Linked DNA regions of Homo sapiens: region 1 is linked to region 2. Evidence: chromatin loops called from intact Hi-C (ENCODE). Cell type or tissue: OCI-LY7. All regions are shown on one strand. Links, peaks and the distances in the headings refer to the core of each region. The heading gives the core; the rest is flanking DNA.

Region 1 (8,395 bases), core at 161-8,160, 78 kb before region 2:
GCTTCAGATAATCGGTAATAACAAACTTGTCCGAGCTAAAGGAGGATATTCAAACCCATCGCAAAGAAGCTAAAAACCTTGAAAAAAGACTAGACGAATGGCTAATTAGAATAAAGAGCGTAGAGAAGACCTTAAATGACCTGATGGAGCGGAAAACCATGGCATGAGAACCATGTGATGCATGCACAAGCTTCAGTAGCCGATTCGATCCAGTGGAAGAAAGGATATCAGTGATTGAAGATCAAATGAATGAAATGAAGTGAGAAGTTTAGAGAAAAAAAAGAGTAAAAAGAAACGAACAAAGCCTCCAAGAAATATGGGACTATGTGAAAAGACCAAATCGATGTCTGATTGGTGTACCAGAAAGTGACAGGGAGAATGGAACCAAGTTGGAAAACATTTTTCAGGATATTATCCAGGAGAACTTCCCCAACCTAGCAAGGCAGGCCAACATTCAAATTCAGGAAATACAGAGAAAGCCACAAAGATACTCCTTGAGAAGAGCAACTCCAAGACACATGATTGTCAGATTCACCAAAGTTGAAATGAAGGAAAAAATGTTAAGGGCAGCCAGAGAGAAAGGTTGGGTTACCCACAAAGGGAAGCCCATCAGACTAGCAGCAGATCTCTCGGCAGAAACTCTACAAGCCAGAAGAGAGTGGGGGCCAATATTTAACATTCTTAAAGAAAAGAATTTTCAACCCAGAATTTCATATTAAGCCAAACTAAGCTTTAAGTGAAAGAGAAATAAAATCCTTTACAGACAAGCAAATGCTGAGAGATTGTGTCACCACCAGGCCTGCCTTACAAGAGCTCCTGAAGGAAGCACTAAACATGGAAAGGAACAACTGGTACCAGCCACTGCAAAAACATGCCAAATTGTAAAGACCATCGATGCTAGGAAGAAACTGCATCAGCTAATGAGCAAAATAACCAGCTAACATCATAATGACAGGATCAAATTCACACATAACAATATTAACCTTAAATGTAAATGGGCAAAATGCTCCAATTAAAAGACACAGACTGGCAAATTGGATAAAGAGTCAAGACCCATCAGTGTGCTGTATTCAGGAGACCCATCTCACGTGCAGAGACAAACACAGGCTCAAAATAAAGGGATGAAGGAAGATCTACCAAGCAAATGGAAAACAAAAAAAGGCAGTGGTTGCAAACCTAGTCTCTGAAAAAACAGACTTTAAACCAACAAAGATCAAAAGGGACAAAGAACGCCATTACATAATGGTAAAGGGATCAATTCAACAGGAAGAGCTGACTATCCTAAATATATATGCACCCAATGCAGGAGCACCCAGATTCATAAAGCAGGTCCTGAGAGACCTAGAAAGAGACTTAGACTCCCACACAATAATAATGGGAGACTTTAACACCACATTGTCAACATTAGACAGACCAACGAGACAGAAAGTTAACAAGGATATCCAGGAACTGAACTCAGCTCTGCACCAAGTGGACCTAATAGACATCTACAGAACTCTCCATCCCAAAACAACAGAATATACATTCTTCTCAGCCCCACACCGCACTTATTGCAAAACTGACTACATAATTGGAAGCAAAGCACTCCTCAGCAAATGTAAAATAACAGAAATTATAACAAACTGTCTCTCAGACCACAGTGCAATCAAGCTAGAACTCAAGATTAAGAAACTCACTCAAAACTGCTCAACTGCATGGAAACTAAATGACCTGCTCCTGAATGACTACTGGATACATAACAAAATGAAGGCAGAAATAAAGATGTTCTTTGAAACCAGTGAGAACAAAGACACAACATACCAGAATCTCTGGGACACATTTAAAGCAGTGTGTAGAGGGAAATTTATAGCACTAAATGCCCACAAGAGAAAGCAGGAAAGATCTAAAATGGACACCCTAACATCACAATTAAAAGAACTAGAGAAGCAAGAGCAAACACATTCAAAAGCTAGCAGAAGGCAAGAAATAACTAAGATCAGAGCAGAACTGAAGGAGATAGAGACATAAAAAGCCCTTCAAAAAATCAATGAATCCAGGAGCTGGTTTTTTGAAATGATCAACAAAATTGACAGACCGCTAGCAAGACTAATAAAGAAGAAAAGAGAAGAATCAAATAGATGCAATAAAAAATGATAAAGGGGATATCACCACCGATCCAACAGAAATACAAACTACCATCAGAGAATACTATAAACACCACTATGCAAATTAACTGGAAAATCTAGAAGAAATGGATAAATTCCTGGACAAATACACCCTCCCAAGACTAAACCAGGAAGAAGTTGAATCACTGAATAGACCAATAACAGGCTCTCAAATGGAGGCAATAATTAATAGCCTACCAACCAAAAAAAGTCCAAGACCAGACGGATTCACAGCCGAATTCTACCAGAGGTACAAACAGAAGCTGGTACCATTCCTTCTGAAACTATTCCAATCAATAGAAAAAGAGGGAATCCTCCCTAACTCACGTTATGAGGCCAGCATCATCCTGATACCAAAGCCTGGCAGAGACACAACAAAGAAAGAGAATTTTAGACCAATATCCCTGATGAACATCGATGCAAAAATCCTCAGTAAAATACTGGCAAACCAAATCCAGCAGCACATCAAAAAGCTTATCCACCACAATCAAGTTGGCTTCATCCCTGGGCAAGACTGGTTCAACACAGGCAATCAATAAACGTAATCCATCATATAAACAGAACCTAAGACAAAAAACACATGATTATCTCAATAAATGCAGAAAAGGTGTTCGACAAAATTCAACAGCCCTTCATGCTAAAAACTCTCAATAAACTAGGTATTGATGGGATGTGTCTCAAAATAATAAGAGCTATTTATGATCAACCCACAGCCAATATCATACTGAATGGGCAAAAACTGGAAGCATTCCCTTTGAAAACTGGCACAAGACAGGGATGCCCTCTCTCACCACTCCTATTCAACACAGTGTTGGAAGTTCTGGCCAGGGCAATCAGGCAGGAGAAAGAAATAACACATAACAATATTCCCACAAAGGGAAGCCCATCAGTTAATTAGGAAAAGAGGAAATCAAATTGTCCCTGTTTGCAGATGACATGATTGTATATTTAGAAAACCCCATCGTCTCAGCCCAAAATCTCCTTAAGCTGATAAGCAACTTCAGCAAAGTCTCAGGATACAAAAATCAATGTGCAAAAATCACAGGCATTCCTGTACACCAATAACAGACAAACAGAGAGCCAAATTATGGGTGAACTCCCATTCATAACTGCTTCAAAGAGAATAAAATACCTAGGAATACAACCTACAAGGGATGTGAAGGACCTCTTCAAGAAGAACTACAAACCACTGCTCAACGAAATAAAAGAGGACTCAAACAAATGGAAGAACATTCCATGCTCATGGATAGGAAGAATCAATATCGTGAAAATGGCCATACTGCCCAAGGTAATTTAGAGATTCAATGCCATCCCCATCAAGCTACCAATGACTTTCTTCATAGAATTGGAAAAAACTACTTTAAAGTTCATATGGAACCAAAAAAGAGCCTGCATTGCCAAGACAATCCTAAGCCAAAAGAACAAAGCTGGAGGCATCACGCTACCTGACTTCAAACTATACTACAAGGCTACAGTAACCAAAACAGCATGGTACTGGTACCAAAACAGAGATATAGACCTATGGAACAGAACAGAGCCCTCAGAAATAATACCACACATCTACAACCATCTGATCTTTGACAAACCTGACAAAAACAAGAAATGGGGAAAGGATTCCCTATTTAATAAATGGTGCTGGGAAAACTGGCTAGCCATATGGAGAAAGCTGAAACTGGATCCCTTCCTTACACCTTATACAAAAATTAATTCAAGATGGATTAAAGACTTAGATGTCAGACCTAAAACCATAAAAACCTCAGAAGAAAATCTAGGCAATACCATTCAGGACATAGGCATAGGCAAGGACTTCATGACTAAAACACCAAAAGCAATGGCAACAAAAGCCAAAATTGACAAATGGGATCTAATTAAACTAAAGAGCTTCTGCACAGCAAAAGAAACTGCCATCAGAGTGAACAGGCAACCTACAGAATGGGACACAATTTTTACAATCTACCCATCTGACAAAGGGCTAATATCCAGAATCTACAAAGAACTCCAACAAATTTACAAGAAAAAATCAAACAACCCCACCAAAAAGTGGGAGAAGGATATGAACAGACACTTCTCAAAAGGAGACATTTATGCAGCCAACAGACACATGAAAAAATGCTCATCATCACTGGCCATCAGAGAAATGCAAATCAAAACCACAATGAGATACCATCTCACACCAGTTAGAATGGCGATCATTAAAAAGTCAGGAAAACAACAGGTGCTGGAGAGGATGTGGAGAAATAGGTACACTTTTACACTGCTGGTGGGACTGTAAACTAGTTCAACCATTGTGGAAGACAGTGTAGCGATTCCTCAAGGATCTAGGACTAGAAATACCATTTGACCCAGCCATCCCATTACTGGGTATATACCCAAAGAATTATAAATCATGCTGCTATAAAGACACGTGCACACGTATGTTTACTGCGGCACTATTCACAATAGCAAAGACTTGGAACCAACCCAAATGTCCATCAATGATAGACTGGATTAAGAAAATGTGGCACATATACAACATGGAATACTATGCAGCCATAAAAAATGATGAGTTCACGTCCTTTGTAGGGACATGGATGAAGCTGGAAACCATCATTCTGAGAAAACTATCGCAAGGACAGAAAACCAAACACTGCACCTTCTCACTCATAGGTGGGAACTGAACAATGAGAACACTTGGACACAGGGTGGGGAACATCACACACTGGGGCCTGTCATAAGGTGGGGGTAGGGGGCAGGGATAGCATTAGGAGATATACCTAATGTAAATGACGAGTTAATGGGTGCAGCACACCAACATGTCACATGTATACATATGGAACAAACCTGCACGTTTTGCACATGTACCCTAGAAATTAAAGTATAATAAAAAAGAAGAAGAATCATCTTGGAGGGAATAATAATAATAATAATTTAAAAGGGAAAAACTGGGAAAGAAAATAAAACTATAAAAAATCTCTTCAAGCTCCTAATCTGTTAGGTGGGAGTGTCCATGCCACAAGTCACAGTCGTGTAGTAAAGTGTACACACATGTGCAAGCAGGGACAAACATACACAGGCGCACATGTACATTCCAGCCACTCAAGTTCATATGGAATATATGCAAGAGTCTAGGAAAAAAATTTCTTCAGGAAAGTAACCATTTTGGTCAAGACAAAAATGTAATCTAGCAATGAATAGTGAATGACACATGTGGAAAGGCAGAATAAACTTAATTTTAAAGAGCACGTTAGTTACATTTTCAAATGGTATGCTATTACATTTACTATTCCAGGTGAACTGTCTAAATTTAAAGCAATGGTCTGTTAACCTAAAAAAATACAATAAACACATGCAAAAAAGTGTATGGAAGTTGAAAAAAAACATACTGTGTATACCACTTAAAATATAACTAGTATACTATTTAAAAATAAATATATCCTACATGTGCAGACTTTTCAGGTTCCCTGTGTATTTTTAGAACACATAATGCTCATGGACACTGACTGCACTGATTCTGTATCTGGTAAAAATATAAAGGAAAGAAAGGCAAAGTATTTTCAAGATAATCTTTTTGGTTAAATGACATTTTACTAAAAATGGACCTGCATGATTAAAACAGGATATGTACAACATGGAAGATAAAGAAACTCTAACATTTAAATTGTTACTTAGCACAGACAATTAAAAATTGATAGTGAGCTAAAGCCATATATTTCTTTCATAGTCAATAGCCTTCTAAGCCTAGTCTTTTGGGGCTGACACTGGATTAAACACTCTTCCCTCTTCCTATTCTTTTACAGAGAAAGCGGTATTCAATGTATACTCAGTTTTTCATTTTCAATTACAAAAAGTAACCACAGTGTGAAAATAAAATCTGAAGTAATTTTGTTAGTTTTCTTAGTACTAGATTCTACATACTGAAAATACCATTTTCTCTTTTGTATTTTACAACACATATTTATTTTTTAAAAATTATTCCAACAATGCAGAAGTACATGTAGTACAAGACAAACATCTTCTACTGCTTCATAATTCCATTTCCCAGACGAAATCGCCATCATCGGTTTGATGTTTTTCCAAAACATTTTCCTATAAACGTTATTTTACACAAGCTTATTTTGTTCTAGAAAATTGATTGCTCTCACATGAGAGAAACGCTACCTTAACAATTTGTTGAATATACTTCTTTCATGGCTATAAAATCTTTTATTTTAAAGAGTAATCACTTTAAGAAAAAAAGGCAGGAAGGAACTTTCTATAAATATCACACACAAGATCATCAAACTGATCTTGTGGTGAGCAACCGTGGTTGGAAAAAATAATTTGCTCCAAATAGAGAGATATTCTCTGGATGTCCCAAAATATGACCTGCCTATACTCTCTAAACCAATGTAGCTCTGTCACTGTCTGACAACACCCAGCTTACCTGCACGCGCCACACTCAAATGTCCCATTTCCTTCATGACACTTGGGACTTTCAGGGATGCCTTCGCTTTGGCATTCACATTCACAGATGTACTGAAGAATAACCTCTACTTCCTCCGTAAAGCCCAGAGGCCTAATTTTAAAGCTGTCAGAATCCTTTTTTGGACACTTATTTGAAGTTATGCTAATTTCAAATTGAACCTTGAAGGGAAAAAAAAGATTAACAACCAACTAAACAATTTAAATCTACTAAAAAATATTTCAAAAAGTTGCTCACTTATTTTAATGTTTCTCAAACTATAAACTAAATTTGCTTATAAATAACCAATGTTTTCTACAGAAAATGCTTTATACAACATACCTCATCTCCAATGGAAATATTGGAACATTTTCTTCCATTTTCCCCTGTTCCATTCACCCCGTTCTTGCAGTAAGATTTGTAACTTATTGTTACGCCTTCTGACAATTTGCCGTTTTCCAAAATGACTTCTGAGGAAAGGGACTAAAAGAATGCCTAATTATACACAGGAAAAGTCAAACAAAATGCTACTTGAATGCATAAAACCAATGGATAAACTGCTCAGAAAAAAATATATTTCAATAAAGTATCTACAAGCCAAATCCAATTGAGTAACTAGAAAACACAGAGGCCAGAGAAACAGGTTTTAATTAATAAGGATCAAATCTTTAAAATAAAATACACAATTGAAAAGAGTATTCCTGTTTTAATCACTGAGTTAAAATACTCAGGATCACACAGTGCAGAGGGCTGTTACTAATTAGGAGGAGTCTTAAAAATGTGGAATAGGCCGGGTGTGGTAGCTCACACCTGTAATCCCAGCACTTTGGGAGGCCAAGGTAGGTGGACTGCCTGAGCTCAGGAGTTGGAGACCAGCCTGGCCAACACAGTGAAACCCCATCTCCGCTAAAATACAAAAAAAAAAAAAAATTTATCCAAGCATGGCAGTGTGCACCTGTAATCCCAGCTACTCGGGAGGCTGAGACAGAAGAATCGCCTGAACCCGGGAGGCAGGGGTTGCAGTGAGCCAAGATCACACCACTGCACTCCAGCCTGAGCAACAGAGTGCGACTCCATCTAAAAAACAAAAACAAAAACAAAAACAGAAACCCCCCAAAAAAAAACGAAATAAATGCTGTCTTCCCCATCGGCAAAATGGCATTTCTGTAGTCCTACCTCTCCAGCTAACTATGGACTAGGGTAAACAATCAACTATGCAGTCTAGGAACAAATTTGCTTAAGGAACCATTGTAGCCCAGCCAAAAAAAAAAAAAAACAAAATCCCCCAAGAAGGAAGGATTCAAGCCAGGGCTTGTTTAACATATGAGACTATTCAGGACAAATGGAGAAGGGTACAATGGCAAGCTATCTCTTGTTCACACCCCTGAAAGAACAAGAGTTAGGAAAATTATCTAAGACAGGGGAGAATGGGAAAAGCTGTGGAACAAGTAAAATATTAAAAACCTTTATAAAAACCCCTCCAAGTCAGGCCTTTCCAAACCATTATGGTACCCCATAAAAAAGGGAAGCCTCATATGGTAGGCTGGCCTTTCCAAAGCGTTATGGTACCCCCATGACATGAAGTAAAAATGTCTAAAATTCAAGCTGCCAAAGGGTTAGGGGGATGGGGGCTGAAAGTGGTGCACGAGACACACAAGGGTTACCTACCAAATTACAACCGCCTTCAGATTATTTAAATGATTATTAATGAAGGCTAACTCGGTGTGATTAAAGTACACTGAATTATGCTCAAAAAGGATAAGCCAATTCCTCTTTAATTTCAATTCAACTTCCTCCCATCTGTGAGGGGAAAACAACACTATAAATCTTT
Region 2 (8,395 bases), core at 52-8,051:
CCTAAATTTTAAACTTATTTGGGTAAATTCCAAGGAGTGCAATTGCTGGAATGTATGGTAAGAGTATGTTTAGTTTTCTAAGAAACTTCCAAACTGTCTTCCAAAGCGGCTGTACCATTTTGTATTCCTACCAGCAAGGAATGAAAGTTCCTGCTGCTTCACATCCTTACCAGCATTTAGAGTTATCTGTATTCTGAGTTTTGGTCATTCTAATAAGTGTATATAATGGTATCTCACTATTGTTTTTGGCAATTGACTAACAAAATTTGATGTTAAGCATCTTTAATATGTTTATTGGCCTTCTACATATCTTTTACGGTGAGGTATCTATTTGGATCTTTTGCCTACTTTTTTAACTAAGTTGTCTATTAGTCCATTCTCACGTGCTAATAAAAACATACCCGACACTGGGTAATTTGTAAAGGAAAAAAGTTTAATTGACTCACAGTTCAGCATGGCTGGGGAGACCTCACAATCATGGCAGAAGGCGAAGGAGGAGCAAAGGCACATATTACATGGCGGCAGGCAAAAGGCACGTCTTACGTGGCAGCAGGCAGGAGAGTGTGTGCACAGAAACTCCCCTTTATAAAACCATTAGCTCTTGTGAGATTTATTCACTATCTTGAGAGCAGCACAGGAAAGACTTACTCCCATGATTCAATTACCTCCCACTGGGTCCCTCCCACAACATGTGGGAATTATGGGAGCTACAATTCAAGATAAGATTTGGGTGGGGACACAGCCAAACCATATCAGGTTGTTTGTTTTCTTATTGTTGAGTTCCAAGAGTTCCTTGTATACATATTTTGGATAGCAGTCCTTTATCAGATAGGTCTTTGCAATTACTTTTCTCCCAGTCTGTTGCTTGTCTTCTCTCTACAGTGTCTTTTCCAGAGCACCTCAGGATAATTTTATTTCTGGAAACTCACATTTCTTTTATGCCACTGGGCCTTAGTTTGGACCAAAATTACTCTGTTTTAAAATTCCTTCCCCAGAGACTGCATTCTTCTTAAGCAGATTGAACCACATCCTCCCTAATAACCAATTTTGAATAGTAGGGACTCAGGTCAACTCTACTTAGTCACAGAAGGCTCTGTTATACCCAAATCTGATGACATGCTGTCTAGACACCCACATTTGCCTGAAAGGGTCACACAGATGACCCATGACAGGAAAAACATCAGACTAAAAAAACTTCTTGGGGCCAGGCACAGTAGCTTATGCTTCTAATCCCAGTACATTGGGAGGCTGAGGCGGGCAGATTGCTTGAGGCCAGGAGTTCCAGACCAGCTTGGCCAACATGATAAAACCCTGTCTCTACTAAAAATACAAAAATTAGCTGAGCATGCTGGCGTGCACCTGTAGTCTCAGCTACTGGGGAGGCTGAGATAGAAGAATTGCTTGAGGCGGAGGTTGCAGTGAGCTGAGATTCTACCACTGCACTCCAGTCTGGGCAACAGAGTGAGACTTCATCTTAGAAAAACAAAACAAAACAAAACAAAAACCTTCTTGATTAAAATATATAGTTCTAAAACTATTCTGTAGGACACTGTAATGATGGATATATATAATTATGCATTTGGCGAAACTTACAGAATGCATAACACAAGGAGTGAATCCTAAAGTCAACTATGGACTTTAATAATAATAATGTATCAATATTGGCTCATTAATTATAACAAATGCATCATACTAATTCAAGATGCTAGTAATAGGGAAAATTATGGATGTGTATGTGTGTGTAGTGGGTATATGGGAACGCTCTTTACTCTGTGACCAATTTTTCTGTTAATCTATAACTGTTCTAAAAAAATTCTATTAATTAAAATAAATACACTGCCTCAAATATATGTTTTATTTATATATCAATTTGGTTCATTTGTTTGAAGAACATTTTGCAATGGTGAAAACAACCATTAAGGTACTATCTTACATTTAATAAATGCTGATCAATTCATTAAGGTGAAAGTTTAATTATTTGAGCAATTAAATGTGGTATCTTTTTTTTTTTTTTTGAGACACTTGCTTTGAGTCTTGCTTTCTTTTTTGAGACACTTGCTTTGTCTCCCAGGCTGGGGTGCAGTGGCTTAATCCCGGCATACTGCAACCTCCGCCTCCTGGGTTCAAGTGATTCTCCTGCCTCAGCCTCCTGAGTAGCTGGGATTACAGGCATGCGCCACCACACCTGGCTAATTTTTGTATTTTTAGTAGAGACAGGGTTTCACCATGTTGGCCAGGCTGGTCTCGAACTCCTGATCTCATGATCCACCCACCTCAACCTCCCAAAGTGCTGAGATTACAGACTTGAGCCACCGCGCCCAGCCTAAATGTGGTATCTTAAACATACACCTTTGATATTCTGCCTCCCCACCATCCCCCTCCCCTACCAGTTCTTTATTAAAGCAACTCAACAAACATAGAAGGAGAAATTCTATCTGCCCTCCCCCACTAGTTCTTTATTAAAGCAACTCAACAAACATAGAAGGAGAAATTCTATCTGCCACTGGAAACTAAAAGGTATTCTTATACTTCTGAGATTGTGGAAGGCAAAATTCTTTTTTTTTTTTTTTAATTTAACTTTTAAGTCCAGGGGTACATGAGCAGGTTTGTTATATAGATAAACTTTGTGTCATAGGGGTTTGTTTTACAGATTATTTCATCACCCAGGTAGTATCCATTAGTTATTTTTCCTGATCCTCTACCTCCTCCCACTCTCCACCCTCTGATAGGCTCCAGTGTGTATTGTCACCCTCTATGTGTCCATGTGTTCTCATTTAGTTCCTACTTATAAGTGACAACATGCAGTATTTGGTTTTATGGTCCTGCATTAGTTTGCTAAGGATGATGGCCTCCAGCTCCATCCATGTTCCTGCAAAGGATATTATCTCATTCTTTTTTATGGCTGCATAGTATTCCACGATGTATATATACCACATTTTCTTTATCCAGTCTACCATTGATGTGCATTTAGGTTGATTCCATGTCTTTGCTGTTGTGAATAGGCCTGTGGTGAACATATGCATGCATGTGTTTTATGATGGGATGGTTTATAATCCTTTGGGAATACACCCAGTAATGGGATTGCTGGGTTGAAAGGTATTTCTGTTTTTAGGTCTTTGAGGAATCGCCACACTGTCTTCCACAATGGTTGAACTAATTTACACTCTCATCAACAGTGTACAAGCGTGGAAGGCAAAATTCTAAGCGGGTCCCAACTCCCAACCCCAGATGTACATAGCTTATTTGTGGAGGAAATGCGGGAGTGTGGAGGGAATCTTTGACTATCACGGGATAATTGCTCCATTAATTAGACTGCATCATGTGGCACATGGTGGTGGCATAATCACTCCCTTCATTGCATCACATTTTATGAGACTCCCATGGAGCAGATTGGAAGAAAGTTAGAAGTCAGAGATTTGCTTCTGCTGACCTGGAAAAGAGCAAATGAACTGCCTTTGAAGGCCATGTGGCAAGAGACTGCAAGTGGCCTTTAAGAACTGAGGGTAGTTCCTAGCAAGAACACAGGGATCTCGGTCATACAGTCGCAAGGAAGTGAATTCTGCCAGACACCCAAATGAGCTTGGAAGAGGACCTGGAGCTCCATATGAGAACTGTAGCTACGGCCAACACTGATTGTAGCCTTGCAGGGGATCCAGCTGTACCTGGACTCCTGGACCGTGGGAACCATGAGATAACAAATGCGTGCTGATTTAAGCCATTAAGTTGTGGTACTTTGTTACACAGCAAGAGAAAATGAATACAGAGGGTGTAGAGTGGAAATCACATTACAGGAAAGACCATGTGCTCTTGCTCACCTTTCCTGGGGAAGCCCGTGGACTCCGTGGTCAGAAGCCTTGTTTGAGGGGGTCCTCTCACTGCCCCAAATCTCCTCAGGCAGTCAGAGGAGCAGATTCAGTGAGACTTGTCACTCTGACCCACTGCTGCCTGCCTTGATGGAGAGGAATTAGCACAACCGGAAGAGGAGCCCTGTTCACCTGCTGTGTGTCCTCAGCCCTAGCCCCGCTGAGAAAAAGCTCAAGCCCTCTTGTTTATCAACTCTCAGACCATTTCCTTTGGGGAAATCCCAGAGCCAGAGCTCTGCAAGAACTTAAGAAACTTGTTCCAGCTAATAATACTAAATAAGCTAGACAATAATAACAAACCACAGATGGGTAGAACCGTCTGGTGAAAAGGAGGGCACCAGATTGACCACTTAGAACAAATGAACCTTTCTGAAACAGGAACCAGGAGAGAGTTTAGAAGAAATATTCTAATTCAGATTCACAATGGTTGGAGAGATCACTTTTAAAAATGTCTTTCATGAAAAAGAAATACTCTGAAATAATTCTTTGGAAAAAAACTTAAACCATAATTTTCAAAATATAAATCTAAATAACAACAGTGAATAATATAATAGACAATTCCAAACACTGAATGATATTGACAGAATGTGCACATAAGAGAGAGGTCATGAGAAAGGATAAGTATCTTGGAGAACAGATTTGGAAGTCCAATCTAAAAATAACGGGAGTTGTAAATGCAAGAAAAAAATGCAATGAAGAACAAACAATCAGTGAATAGTAGAAAATACTTCCCCAGAGCTGAAAAAAGGGCTGTGTCTGCAGATTGAAAAAGTTCACCAATTTATGATGGCCTTATTTTTCAAAAGCCCATTTCTAATGTTAAGAACTGTGAAGGCTCTGAGACTTAACCATAGTGGCAAGTTAACAAAGCAAAGGAGTCTAACTCACCATCCTAGATATTCAGGGATTCAGAAGTAAATGTATAGCAATGATGTGCACTTTTTGGATAATTACTTGTGAAAATACTCTAGTTAAATAAAAACAGAGTAAAAATGACAAAAAAGAAAAAACCCACAATATACAGGAGAGTAGTAACTAGTAAAACTTCAATGAAACATAGAATTAAATCTAAATAAATTTTCATAAGTGAAGTGTGATGCAATTAAAAATAATCTTGAAAAAGAAGAGGTATAAGAAAATAATTTTTTGAGCATCTGAAAAATTAGGCAGATTATTCACTAAAACCTTGAGGCAGGAGAGAGGGAGGGAGGAAAAAGTAAAAGCTTGCAAAAGGTCCCAATCACATTTCTTTGTTAAAATATAATAATAGGCTGGGCGTGGTGGCTCACATCTGTAATCCCAGCACTTTGGGAGGCTGAGGTGGGCAGATCCCGAGGTCAGGAGTTCAAGACCAGCCTGACGAACATGGTGAAACCCGGTCTCAAAAATACAAAAATTAGCTGGGCCTGGTGGTGCATGCCTGTAATCCCAGCTACTCAGGAGGCTGAGGCAACCGAATTGCTTGAACCTGGGAGGTGGAGGTTGCAGTGAGCCGAGATCACACCACTGAACTCTAGTCTGGGTGACAGAGCGAGATCTGTCTCAAAAAAAAAAAAAATATATATATATATATATATATATATATATATATACACATAAAATAATCTACTGGTAGAGTGAATACATAGAGCTGTCTAGTCCATTAAAAAAACACAAAAGAAGAAGATATGAAAACTGGTTTAATGAAAGATAAATCAAGAGGGGAGAAATGAAATAAACAATAGTAGGAGGCCAGAAATAGTGGCTCATGCCTGTAATCCCAGTATTTTGGGAGTCCAGGGAAGGAGGGTTGCTTGAGCCAGGAGTTTGAGGCCAGCCTGGGAAATATAGTGATACCCCATCTCTACAAAAAATAAAAATAAATTAGCTGGGCGTAATGGTGCATGCCTGTAGTGCCAGCAACTTGGAAGGCCGAGGTTGGAGGAGAATTGCTTGAGCCAGGGAGGCCAAGGCTGCTGTTAGCCATGATTGTACCACTGCAGTACAGCCTAGGTGACAGAGCAAGACTGTCTCAAAAAGAACAAAAAACACCAAAAAATAATGGTAGGAGAGGAGAAATTTCTGTCATGTTCCCTCATGCAAGCCTGCGTTTAACCAGGGCCTTCCCCACAGGGAAGAAGCTTATGGGTGTTAAAAGGGAAGAACTCATGGTTGACTCCATCTCACTCATCTTTTCTTTTCCTGCATTTGGTTGGCAAATGAACTCAGGGCTTGTCTCAGGCTGTTTGTACTGCTATAACAAAATACCACACATTGGGGCATTTGTGAAGAACAGAAATTTATTTTCTCACAGTTCCAGGGGCTAGGAAATTCAAGATCGAGGCGCCGGCAAGTTTGTTGTCTGATGAAGGCTGCTCTCGGCCTCCAAGATGGAGCCTTGTTGCCACATCCTCCAGTGGGGAAGAATGCTGTGTCCTCACATGGTGGAAGGTGGGAGAGCAAGAGAGCTGAATGCTGCCTGAAGTCTCCTTTATAAGGGCCTTTATCCCATTCATGAGGGAGGAGCCCTCATGACCCAATCACCTCTAATGGCCCTACTCCCACTTTTTAAAAGACAAACTTGTTTTTATTTTTTATTTTTTTTGAGATGGAGTTTCACTCTTGTTGCCCAGGCTGAAGTGCAATGGCGTAATCTCAGCTCACTGTAACCTCTGCCTCCTGGGTTTAAGCAATTCTCCTGCCTCAGCCTCTTGAGTAGCTGGTATTACAGGCATGTGCCACCACGCCCGGCTAATGTTTGTATTTTTAGTAGGTACGGGGTTTCTCCACGTCAGTCAGGCTGATCTTGCACTCCTCACCTCAGGTGATCCACCCTCCTTGCCCTCCCAAAGTGCTGGGATTACAGGCATGAGCCACTGCGCCTGGCCAAAAAATCAACTTTTATTCTAGGTTCAGGAGGTACATGTGCAGGTTTGTTACCTGGGTATGTTGCATGATGCTGAAGTTTGGGGTATGAAAGATCCTGTCACCCAGGTACTAAGCATAGTATCCAATAGTTAGTTAGCCAATCCTTACCCCCTGTCTTTGCCTACCACTTCTAATAGTCTCTAGTTTCTATTGTTGCCATTTTTATGTCCATGAGTATCCAACTTTTAGCTCCCACTTATAAGTGAGAATATGTGGTATTTGGTTTTTCTATTCTTGCATTGATTTGCTTTTTTTCTGGATATATACCCAGTAATGAGATTGCTGTGTTGAATAGTAGTTCTAAGTTTTTTAAGAAGTCTCCAAACTGCTTTCCATAGTGCCTGAACTCATTTACATTCCCACCAACAGTGTAAAGGAGTCCTGTTTCTCCACAGCCTTACCCATATCTGTTGTGTTTTTTTTTACTTTTTCATAATAGCCATTCTGACTGATGTGAGATGATATCTCATTGTGGTTTTGATTTGCATTTATCTGATGATTAGTGATGTGGAGCATTTTGTTACATGTTTGTTGGCTGCTTGTATGTCTTCTTTTGAAAATGGTTCATGTCTTTTGCCCATTTTTAAATGCGGTTATTTGTTTTTTGTTTGTTAAGTTGTTTAAGTTCCTTATAGATTCTGGATATTAGGCCTTTGTTGGATGCATAGTTTGCAAATATTTTCTCCCATTTGGGAGAAATCCGTTAATAATTTCTTTTGCTGTGTAGAAGCTTGTTAGTTTAATTAAGTCCCACTTGTCAATTTTTGTTTTTGTTGCATTTGCTTTTCAGGATTTAGTCATAAATTCTTTCCCAAGGCTGATGTCCAGAATGGTGTTTCCTAGGTTTTCTTCTACATTTCTTACAGTGTGAGGTCACAAACATTTAAGTCTTTAATCCACCTTGAGTTAATTTTTGTATATGGTGAAAGGTAGGAGTCCAGTTTTATTCTTCTGCATATAGCTAGCCAGTTATCCCAGCACCATTTATTGAATAGGGAGTTCTTTCCCCATTGCTTATTTTTGTCAACTTTGTCAAAGGTCAGATGGCTGTAGATGTGTGGCTTTATGTCTGAGTTCTTTATTGAGTTCCATTAGTGTATATGTCTGTTTTTGTACCAATACCATGCTGTTTTGGTTATTGCAGCCTTACAGTATAGTTTGAAGTACAGTAATGAATGTCTCTAGCTTTGTTCTTTTTGCTTAGAACAGCTTTGGCTATTCATGCTCTTTTTGGTTGCATATGCATTTTAGAATAGTTTTTCCTAATTCTGTGAAAAATGATGTTGGTAGTTTGAAAGGAATAGCATTGAATCTGTAGACTGCTTTGAGCAGTATGGCCATTTTAACAATATTGATTCTTCCAATCTATGAGCATGAAATGTTTTCCCATTTGTTTGTGTCATCTATGATTTCTTTTAGCACTGTTTTGTAGTTCTCTTTGTAGAGATCTTTCACCCCGTTGGGTAAGTGTATTCCTAGATATCTTATTTTTTTGGTGGCTATTGTAAATGGGATTGTGTTCTTGATTTGGCTCTCGGCTTGAACTTTATTGCTACATGGAAATGCTACTGATTTTCATATATTGACTTTGTATCCTGAAAATTTATTGAAGTTGTTTATCAGTT

What was found. Hi-C counts contacts between places; a loop is a spot of excess contacts. Peaks named below come from ENCODE experiments on the same cell type or tissue, not always from the same donor. Only the 100,000 strongest peaks of a DNase experiment are listed, where the experiment ranks them.
Region 1: a loop joins it to region 2, with 2.4 times the contacts of the local background. A loop is called at or near these places in 12 of 110 quality-filtered maps.

Annotation. Positions count from the first base shown.
Region 1 is chr10:32,913,339-32,921,733 of GRCh38, forward strand. ITGB1 (integrin subunit beta 1) reads right to left here. Exons shown (of 16, transcript NM_002211.4): 10 at 6,907-7,047; 11 at 6,547-6,746. Among named protein-coding and RNA genes, the nearest start is that of SNORA86, 16 kb to the left of the region's middle. In OCI-LY7, for the core only: no CTCF peak of the experiment used is centred there; no DNase peak of the experiment used is centred there.
Region 2 is chr10:32,991,885-33,000,279 of GRCh38, forward strand. The region is part of intron 2 of ITGB1-DT (ITGB1 divergent transcript); the gene reads left to right. Among named protein-coding and RNA genes, the nearest start is that of ITGB1-DT, 14 kb to the left of the region's middle. RefSeq lists an enhancer at 3,491-3,991. In OCI-LY7, for the core only: CTCF peaks have their summits at 4,310 and 4,728; a DNase peak (open chromatin) is centred at 4,017; H3K4me3 peaks cover 1,638 bases; H3K27ac peaks cover 1,979 bases.